Regions from separate parts of the Homo sapiens genome. Here region 2 is linked to region 1. Evidence: chromatin contacts called from ENCODE Hi-C or POLR2A ChIA-PET data. All regions are on one chromosome and are shown on one strand. Each heading gives the region's core, a stretch centred on a gene start or an enhancer-like site at or near the end of the contact. The rest is flanking DNA. Distances are from core to core; before and after follow the strand shown. Region 1 holds the start of APBA3 (amyloid beta precursor protein binding family A member 3). Region 2 holds the start of HDGFL2 (HDGF like 2).

Evidence for each region. Hi-C counts contacts between places; a loop is a spot of excess contacts on that map. ChIA-PET counts read pairs that join two places held with the same protein, here RNA polymerase II (POLR2A). Pooled maps may share reads with other maps.
Region 2: a loop to region 1 is called in a map of dorsolateral prefrontal cortex, with 7 times the contacts of the local background. The contact joins the promoter of HDGFL2 here to the promoter of APBA3 in region 1. A Hi-C loop is called at or near these places in 3 of 168 maps with a recorded cell type or tissue (CD4-positive, alpha-beta memory T cell, CD8-positive, alpha-beta T cell and dorsolateral prefrontal cortex), 9 of 37 single-sample maps with no recorded cell type and 15 of 50 pooled maps. POLR2A ChIA-PET finds 5 or more read pairs at or near these places in 6 of 52 experiments (B cell, CD4-positive, alpha-beta T cell, HEK293T and 3 more).

The regions. Positions count from the first base shown.
Region 1 is chr19:3,759,207-3,763,744 of GRCh38, forward strand. APBA3 (amyloid beta precursor protein binding family A member 3) reads right to left here and starts at 2,486. Exons shown (of 11, transcript NM_004886.4): 1 at 2,330-2,486; 2 at 483-1,095; 3 at 355-394. The coding sequence starts at 1,058. MRPL54 (mitochondrial ribosomal protein L54) reads left to right here and starts at 3,476. Exons shown (of 3, transcript NM_172251.3): 1 at 3,476-3,612. The coding sequence starts at 3,495. It overlaps LOC105372248 (a long non-coding RNA gene), which reads right to left and starts at 3,434. Exons shown (of 3, transcript XR_936268.1): 1 at 3,352-3,434; 2 at 2,943-3,000; 3 at 2,548-2,648. RefSeq lists a silencer at 2,371-2,688 and an enhancer at 3,350-3,839.
Region 2 is chr19:4,470,121-4,474,658 of GRCh38, forward strand. It overlaps HDGFL2 (HDGF like 2), which reads left to right and starts at 2,177. Exons shown (of 16, transcript NM_001001520.3): 1 at 2,177-2,302. The coding sequence starts at 2,231. RefSeq lists enhancers at 823-992, 1,253-1,602, 4,092-4,538, 4,394-4,533 and silencers at 2,103-2,282, 2,313-2,372.

The sequences.
Region 1 (4,538 bases), core at 1,236-3,735:
TAACAGAAGTCATCAAAAAAAGTAAAGAAGCCCCAAACGCAAAAACCATCTTTAACTCGAGACCTACGTGAGCAGGCAGTGAGTTGGGTCTGGCCCGACGACGATGATTTGCCAAGCCCGGTTCTAGAACCCAGTGCTGCCAATGGCCGGAGCTGCCCCACAGTCCCCTTCTCACTCTACCCCGTTCTCAAGGCTGGCTCTCCTCTCCCTGGCCAGCCGGAATCTGCTCGAAACCACCCTCAGAGGCTCCCGAGAACCTCGTCCTTACTGGCAAGCTGTTGCCAGGCTGGTGAGCCTGATTCTGGCTGTCTAGGGGCCTTCAGTGCCTGAGGCTAGGGTGGGCGGGACACTCACCCTCCTGGGGGGCAGGGTAGGAAGCCAGGGTCTCGGGGCTCTGGAAGAAGATAGAGGAGGGGCAGGACTGAGTCTCCCTGCTTGGTTCCAGGCAGTCCAGGATGCCTGGAGGGCGGGGCGGGCACTACCTGGGCACCAGCGGGTGGCTCTTCAGGTGTGACTAGAGGCACCGTCTCCAGCCAGGGTTCCGGGGAACTGCTTGAGCTCCTGCTGCCCTCCTGCTCAGCAGAGGCCCCCTCCACCCATTCTGGGGAGTCAGAATCCTCATCTGGGTCCTCAGGGGGCTGCAACAGTCGGGGGGCAGGCTCTAGAGGCTCTTCAGGACCAGTCTGGGAAGGCGGGCATTCCTCGCAGTGCAAGAGGCCCAGCAGGTCATCCCGGCCAGCTTCGGCAGACAGGAGCCCGTGGGCATCAGCAATCTCCTGGGAGGCCAGGCCATGGCCTGTGGCAATGTGTAGGGGACAGGGGGCTCCACCTGGGGATGGGCCCACCAGATCGCCTGGCAGAGCTTCAAACTGCTGCACCAGCTCCTGAAGGCTTGACTCATCAAGTTCCATCCGACTGAGGCTGCCGGGGCCTCCTGGCATAGGGTCCCACTGGCTGTCAGGGGTGAGGTCCTCCGAAGGCACAAGAATGTCCCTGGGCCCCTCCAAGTCCATGGCTGGAGGCCCCGAAGGGGATCGGGAAATTGTGGGGAAGTCCATGCCTGGACTCCAGGCTTAGGCCGGCATCTTCAGGCAGCTGAAAGAGAGAGAGTCAGCACTGAGGTTTCGCCCGGGTGCAGTGGCTCATGCCTGTAATCCCAGAATTTTGGGAGGCCCAGAAGGGCTGACTGAACCCAGGAGTTCAAGATCAGCCTGGGCAACAGAGCAAGACCCTCTCTCTACAAAAAATACAAAAAATTAAGGCCGGGCACAGTGGCTCACGCCTGTAATTCCCAGCACTTTGTGAGGCCGAGGCGGGCAGATCATGGGGTCAGGAGTTTGAGACCAGCCTGACTAACATGGTGAAATTCCGTCTCTACTAAAAATACAAAAAATTAGCCAGGTGTGGTGGCAGGCACCTGTAATCCCAGCTACGCAAGAGGCTGAGGCAGGAGAATCGCCTGAACCCGGGAGGCGGAGGTTGCAGTGAGCTGAGATCGCGCCATTGCACTCCAAGGTGGGCGACAGACGAGACTATCTCCAAAAAAAAAAAAAAAAACTAGCTAGGGGTGGTGGTGTAGGCTGTAGTCCCAGCTACTTGGGAGGCTGAGGTGGGAGGATCACCTGAACCAGGGGAGGCAGAGGCTGCAGTGAGCCTTGATTGTGCCACTGCACTCCAGCCTGGGTGACAGAGTGAGGCCCTGTCTTAAAAAAAACAAACAAACCCGAAAAACAAAAAACTTGAGGTTTCCCGGCTGCCTATCCGGTGCTAGGCTCTAGCTGGGTACTGTTCATACAGGGCACATAATTTAATACCCACTAACCCTTGCAAGGAAGTTAGGATTCCCATTTTACAGATGAAGAAACTGAGCCACAGAATGGGGAGGTGTGAGGCAGTGGCTTCCCGAGCCCCTGTGTCATCCCAGACCTCTCTCAACTAATGGAGTCTGTTCACTCCAGCCCTGGTTCTTCCAGGTCCTCCTCCCTCAAGACGCGGAACCCAGGCTGGAGACCCAGACCTCACACCCTGACTCTACCGACTGGTCAGAGGCAGTTCCCCAAGACCCCAGACCCAAGACCCCAGTCCCATGACCTCAACCCCCAATACCTCCATCCAGAACTTTAGACCCAGGACCCTGGACTTAATACCAGAGACCCAAGACGCCATAAGGCGGACCCCAGTCTCCAAACCTCCAATGCTACCCCAAGATCGACTCCAGACTCAGACCCCGACTTCAGGACCCAGCCCCAAGCCCAGACCCTAGTCCCCCCTCAGACCGAAGACCTCAAGCGCCGACTCAGACTGCGCTCTGCACCTCGAGGACACTCACTTCCCAAATCGAGGCCGCCTCAGCCCCGCGCAGCCTCCAGGACCCCGCTCCCCACGGACGGCCCCGACGTAGCCCGGGCCGCGTCCCCAGAAGGCGCAGCTCGGGGATTCCCGGTCCCGGCGCCCGCTCCTCTATCCGCGCAGAGCCCTGGCCCATTGAGCATGCGCGGCCTCGCGAGGCCTGCTGGGAAATGTAGTTCTCCCACCCAGCCTCGCCACGCGGGGGCGCTGGGACAACTGCAGATGTTGGAGGGGAGTTCGAATCCCAGGCTTCCCGGCCCGCAGACTGCCCCGGCTGGCCCCAGGACCTGTTTGTTCTCCTGCAAAATAGGGTTAATAATCACTGCCTGGCTCTGGGGGCTGTGTTCATTATTCCAAAGGATGGCAGATGGGGAGAAGTGGGGTTGGGAAATATTAAAGAAGTGTGAGAGGTGGTTTCCTTGGGACCTTGAGGCACCGGAAGCGTCGTGGAGACCCTGTTAAAGACGGACTTTCGGTTTGGCTCACAGTAGGGAGACACATAGGTGCACCATGGATTTGGGGTCGGCCTGGGAACTTTACCTCCCTGAGAACTCAGTTTCCTCATTATAAGCTGGGGAAAAAATAGTACCTACCTCTCAATTGTGAGGATTAAATTAGATCAAGCGGGTTAAGGATTTAGCAGTAGTAGAGCTGGAAAAGAATATATAAAATATATATTATTAATTTATATATTATATATAAAACATACTATATATTATATGTATTATATATGTTATATATAATTTTAAAAATATAATGTTATAAAAATTAACAGTGATTAGACTCCAGCCCTACTGGAGTATATTAGACTCATTGTTAATCTTCTTTTTTTAACTTTAAAGCTTTGAATAATTACTCATTGGATGGAATCAGGAACATATAAAGTGTGATATTTTTAGTAAATGTTATGTAATTGAAGAAGGGCAAGAAGTCAATGAAATATCCCTTGAACGCCTCCTCCTATAGTAACTGTGTATGTCTACAAAAGTCTGAAGAAATCACCATAGATTATGAAAGCTTGGGAGACCGCATTTCCCAGACACCTCCACGGGGCCTACACTTCCACGGGGCCTACAACTCCCAAACACCCTTGGGCCACTGACGTCTTCCGGAAACGTGCACTTGCAAGCTGCCCGCAATACGTCATGGCGACCAAACGCCTTTTCGGGGCTACCCGGACGTGGGCCGGCTGGGGGGCCTGGGAGCTCCTAAACCCCGCCACTTCCGGAAGACTCCTGGCCCGGGATTATGCCAAGAAACCAGGTGAGCTGGGTTAAGAGGAACCAAATGGGGACGGTGGGTGCACTGAGGAATTGACAGTGCGCAGGCGGTGGTTGGGGAGGTGGTGCTAGAACTGATGCGCAAGCGCAGAGAGGCGGATGCCAGGCTGTATGCGCAGGCGCAGTTTGAGGGACCCAGCGCCGCTTGGAGCTCGGGCGTCTGGCTCGGAGATACTGTAGCGATTGGACCCAGGGCGCAGGCGCCAGCTTGGGGCGGAGCGGCCTGGGAGGAGGATGTGGTTACGTGGAGACCACGCGTTTCACTGCGCAGGCGCGGGTTGGAAAGGATTTGAAGGGAGTCTGGGGAGGTCATGAACTTGGGTTCCAGTTCTGTTTCTCTGCCTGCCTCCAAATCGCTGGGTAACCTTGGCCAAGACGTTACCAAACATTCAAAGAAATTATGGAGCCCGTTTAATTGGCCACTTCAGCAAGAACAAAACAAGGTTATTAAGGTTTAGCTGGATACAGCCTTGCCTGATCTCCTTTGTTGAAAGGGGGAAATTGTCCAATGTTCGGCCTTAAAGACAGACACATAGCAGACAAAATATAACTTGAATGACTTGGTCATTCCAAGCATCGGTGTTACTTAATGCTATGTCCAAATCCCACTTAAAGTTACTTAATGCTGTGTCCAAATCCCACTTAAAGTGATTTCGAGGCCAGGCATGATGGCTCACACCTTTATTCCCGGCACTTTGGGAAGCCAAGGAGGGAGGATCGATTGCTTGAACCCAGGAGTTCGAGACCAGCCTGGGCAACATAGCAGGACCCTGTTTGTATAAAAAAAAAAAAAAATTGCCTGGCGCGGTAGCTCACGCCTGTAATCCCAGCACTTTGGGAGGCTGATGCAGGTGGATCACAAGGTCAGGAATTCAAGATCAGCCTGACCAACATGGTGAAACCCTAGCT
Region 2 (4,538 bases), core at 927-3,426, 710 kb after region 1:
TCAAAGTGTTGGGATTACAGGCGTGAGCCACCGCGCCCGGTCTCGTTTGTTTTTTGCAACGGAGTCTCGCTCTGTCACCCAGGTTGTAGTGTAACGGCGTGATCTCGGCTCACTGCACCCTCCGCCTCCCAGGTTCAAGTGATTATCCTGCCTCAGCCTCCCAAGTAGCTAGGAGTATAGGCGCCCACCACCACGCCCGGCTAATTTTTGTATTTTTTCTAGAGATGGGATTTCACCATGTTGGCCAGGCTGGTCTCGTACTCCTGACCTTAAGTGAGGATCAGACGCTTGTTTTTGCTCTTCCCTCTGCTCCTCATGCCCTCCCAGGGCTCGCCTCACTATCATGTCCAACTTCTATTCATTCTCCCAGTGTCTGGTTAAACTCACTTCATCCAGTAACCCTCTGTGATCCCCCAGGAGAGAAGAAGTCGTCTCCATTATTCAGCTTTTTTTCCTCAAGCACCCTGGTTCATTTTAGTTCTTACCATGGATCCTAATTACAAAAAACAAAACAAAACACAGCAACATCAACAAATTTTAAAACTTAACATTTCTTGGCCCTGTTATACTTGATTCCTGGAAGGTAGAGTTTTGTTTTTTGTTTTTGTTTTTTTTTTGAGACAGAGTCTCGCGCTGTCGCCCAGGCTGGAGTGCAGTGGCACGATCTCGGCTCACTGCAAGCTCCGCCTCCCGGGGTCAGGCCATTCTCCTGCCTCAGCCTCCCTAGTAGCTGGGACTACAGGCGCCTGCCACCACGCCTAGCTATTTTTTTTGTATTTTTAGTCGAGACGGGGTTTCACTATGTTAGCCAGGATGGTCTCGATCTCCTGACCTCGTGATCCACCCACCTCGGCCTCCCAAAGTGCTGGGATTACAGGCGTGAGCCACCACGCCCTGCCGGAAGGTAGAGTTATAGCTTTTTTTTTTCTGCTCTGTCACCCAGTCTGGAGTGCAGTGGCGCGATCTCGGCTTACTGCAACCCCCCGCTCCTGGGTTCGAGTGATTCTCCTGCCTCAGCTTCCTGAGTAGCTGGTATAGGTGCGTGCCACCACGCCCAGCTAATTTTTGTATTTTTAGTAGAGACGGGGTTTCACCATGTTGGCCAGGCTTGGTCTCAAACTCCTGACCTCGTGATCCGCCCGCTTCGTCCTCTCAAAGTGCCGGGGTTACAGCCGTGAGCCATCGCGTCCGGCCGAGTTATAGCTTCTAATACTTCCTGTATTTCCTGTTGCCGGGCTCAGTCTAGAGCAGGGTCCTCACAATCATTATGGGCCCCATCTTCCAAGTGCAGAGAGCGAAGCCCAGGACAATCAAGTGACTCGGCCCCACGGTATTCAGTACATTTTTCTTGAATGAATGAATAGGTCTGTGTGGCGTTTTGGGGCCCTGGCATATAGTAGGTACTCAGTTAAGTTTTTAACTAAGTGAAGAAATAACTATTTTGTGCATTTTGTGGCTGTTTATACTAAGAGCTCCCCCGGAGCCTGCCCCTTCCTCTAAGTCCCGCCTCCTCGAGCTGGCAATCGCCCGTCCCTGTTTTATGTTGTATCGCTCTTCTTTCGATAGCCAATGGCCGACGTTCCCGCTGAAGCCCCGCCTCTTGTGATGGCCAATGCCTGCTCCCTACCTTGAGGCGCTTCTCTTGTGGTATCCAATGGCTTGCATATCTACTTTAAGCCTCTCCTCCTGAGCGGGAGAGGCTGTCAATGACCCGCCCATTGCGTTAAGTGATTGGCCTTCTTTTCTGCGGTATCCAATGTTCTGCCCTCCTTATATCCCCTTCTCTTGTGGAGGTCTATGTCCTGCCTCTTTCCCTTAAGCTCCACCCCTTCACTCCCTTAGAGCGTCTGTTCGTCTCCTCCCACCTTTCCCTTTCACCTCCCATAACCTCCCATTAGAGTCTCTGGGTTACGCCCCTTGGGTCTGTCCGTTATCCAATCCCGTTAACTGCTGTGCTCCAACCTCTGTTCTTATTGGTCGCCTCCCTTCTCTGTCCCCTGCACGTGGTCCTGATCGACGGCTTTGCCGGCCCGTGACGGCCGGAGGGCTGAACTTCCGTTGGCGCAACGCCCAATAAGCGCGCGTCGGCAGGCTGCCCAGACAGCCTCCCCCGCCCCCTCGGCGTCCCGCTCCCGCCCCCGGCTTCGCCTCCCGCTGCCGCCGCCGCCGCCGCCGCAGCCGCTACCGCCGCTGCAGCCGCTTTCCGCGGCCTGGGCCTCTCGCCGTCAGCATGCCACACGCCTTCAAGCCCGGGGACTTGGTGTTCGCTAAGATGAAGGGCTACCCTCACTGGCCTGCCAGGGTGAGGCCGCGCGGGAGATGGGGCCGGTGGGGGGGGGGGGGGGGGCAGCGGGGGCCCCGGGCCGGAGGCGGGCACTGGAGGGCCGGGGTTGTCCTGGGCCTGAAGGAGCTGCGCCCCGGGGGTCTGGGGTTCATGGGGTCTGGGGGTGTCCGAGACCCGCAGCGGCCCCGCCCTGGGGGTCTGGGGGTCCTGGGCCGCAGGGAGCTGCGCCCTAGGGGTCTGGGGTTGTCCGGGGCCTGCCGGAGCCGCGCCCCGGGGTCTAGGGATCCTGGGCCTCAGGGAGCCCCGCCCTCGGGGCCTGGGGGTCCTGGGCTGCAGGGAGCCGCGTTCTTGTGGTCTGGTGGTGTTCGGATCCTGCAGGACCCGCCGTCTGGGCCTGCAGGAGCCCCTCCCGGGGTCTGGGGGTCCTCGGCCTCAGGGAGCTGCGTCCTGGGGTTCTGGGGGTGTCCAAGCCCTGCAGGAGCCGCGCCCCGGGGTCTGGGGGCCCTGGGCCTCAGGGGGCCGCGCCTAGGGGTTCTGAGGGTGTCTGCGGCCTGAGAGACTCTCGCCCTTGGTGTATGAGGGTTTTGGGGCTCAGAGAGTCGCTCCCTGGGAGTCTGGGGGTATCCTGGGCCCGAGGGAGTCGCACCTTGGGGGTTTGGGGGTGTTTGGGGCCTGAAAGAGCCGCGCGCCGACGGTCTGGGGGTCCCGGGCCCGAGGAAGCGGTGCCCTGGGGGTCTGGGGCCTGATAAATTCTCACTCTGGGGGAATGGCGGTCCTGGACCTGAGGGAGCTGCGCCGTGGGGATCTGGGGGGTGTCCAGGGCCTGAAGGAGCTGCGGCGCCAATGGTCTGGGGGTCCTGGGCCTGAGGAAGCTGCGCTCTGGGGGTCTGGGGCTTCTGTGCCTGAGGGAGCTGCACCATGGGGATCTGGGGTTGCCCTGGCCCAGAGGGAGCCACGCCTCGTGTGTCTGGGGGTGTCCAGGGTGCCTCAGGGAGCCGTGCGCAGGGTGTCTGGGAGGGTCTGGGACCTGAGGGACCCTCACCTGAGGGCCTGGGGATCCCAGGCCTGAGGGCTCAAGGTTCAAGTTTGAGCAGAACTGCGGAACTTGAGATTTGGGGTCAGATATGGGGGCTGAAGCACTCCCTTGTGGGTCCTGGAGAAGCCCAGTTTTGAGGGGCTGGGGGGCCGAGGGCCATGTGCTAGGGGTCCAGGGTTGGAGGAGGCAGTCAGGGGGGAAGGTTGAGGGTCAAGGCTAAGGGAAGCTGGGACCTCTGAGTGAGGGGCTGGGGGTGGGGGAATGGGGCTCGGGGCTCTGTTCACGGGGTCACTGGGACTCGGGGAACTGGACCTTAGAATGAAGTTGGCATCGGGACTGTTGGGGGACCCTGGGGATTGGTCCCCTGTGGGGAGGAGGATGTAGAAGCTGGTTTTGGAGGGACTTGAGGGTGGGGTGGTCCAACCCCAATGCTTGAAATGGAGACAGGCCCGGGCCCAGGGAGTGGGAGCGCTTCTGAGGGAAGGGGGCTGGCCGAGGGGACCTTGGATGCCCCTTTGGTGGAAGCTGGGGTCCCGACGACCTGGATAGTCCCAGGTGTCCTGGCCTGAAGGATATTCCGCACCTTGGAGTCCCAGGTGTGGAGGGGGTGAGTTCCAGGCCCTGAGAGGTACAGGCCAGCGGGAAGCAGGGACCCCAGGCTATTGTCATCCCCAGGTCTTAGGGCTGAGTCTCCCAGGGCTGAGGTTGGTGGAATTTGCCGGGCAGGACTGAGGAATTTGGCACTGGGGGTGGAAGGCTGGGGCAGCAGGGAGGGGCTGTGGAGGGGGACACCAAACGGTGCTCTGGACCAGAACCAGCCCAGGTCCGAAGCTGGCAATGCCGCTGGGATGGGTGGGCCTCGGAGGACCGTGGGCGGGTCTTGGGAGAAGCGGGGCTGTGAGGCATGCCGGGCTGGTCCTCGGGTGGACTGAATTTAGGATGCTTCTGGCGGGAGAGGGATGCTGGGCCTGGCGGCCCATGGCCGAGCCCAGGGGCCAGGGACTCTGATAAAGTAGCTCTGAGGAGACCCAAGCGAGAAGGAAGCTGGGTGAGTGGGGCAGGGAAGATCGGGAGCCCCCTAGAAGCTGGAGACGTGGATGGGGAAGGAATGCATTGGGAGGGGAGAAGCCACTCCAGCCTGCTGTGCTCGCGCTGACTTTCTTGGGGGAGACCAGAGCAATGCAACTTTATAGGCACTTCCCTCCCTTTCCCAGCTCT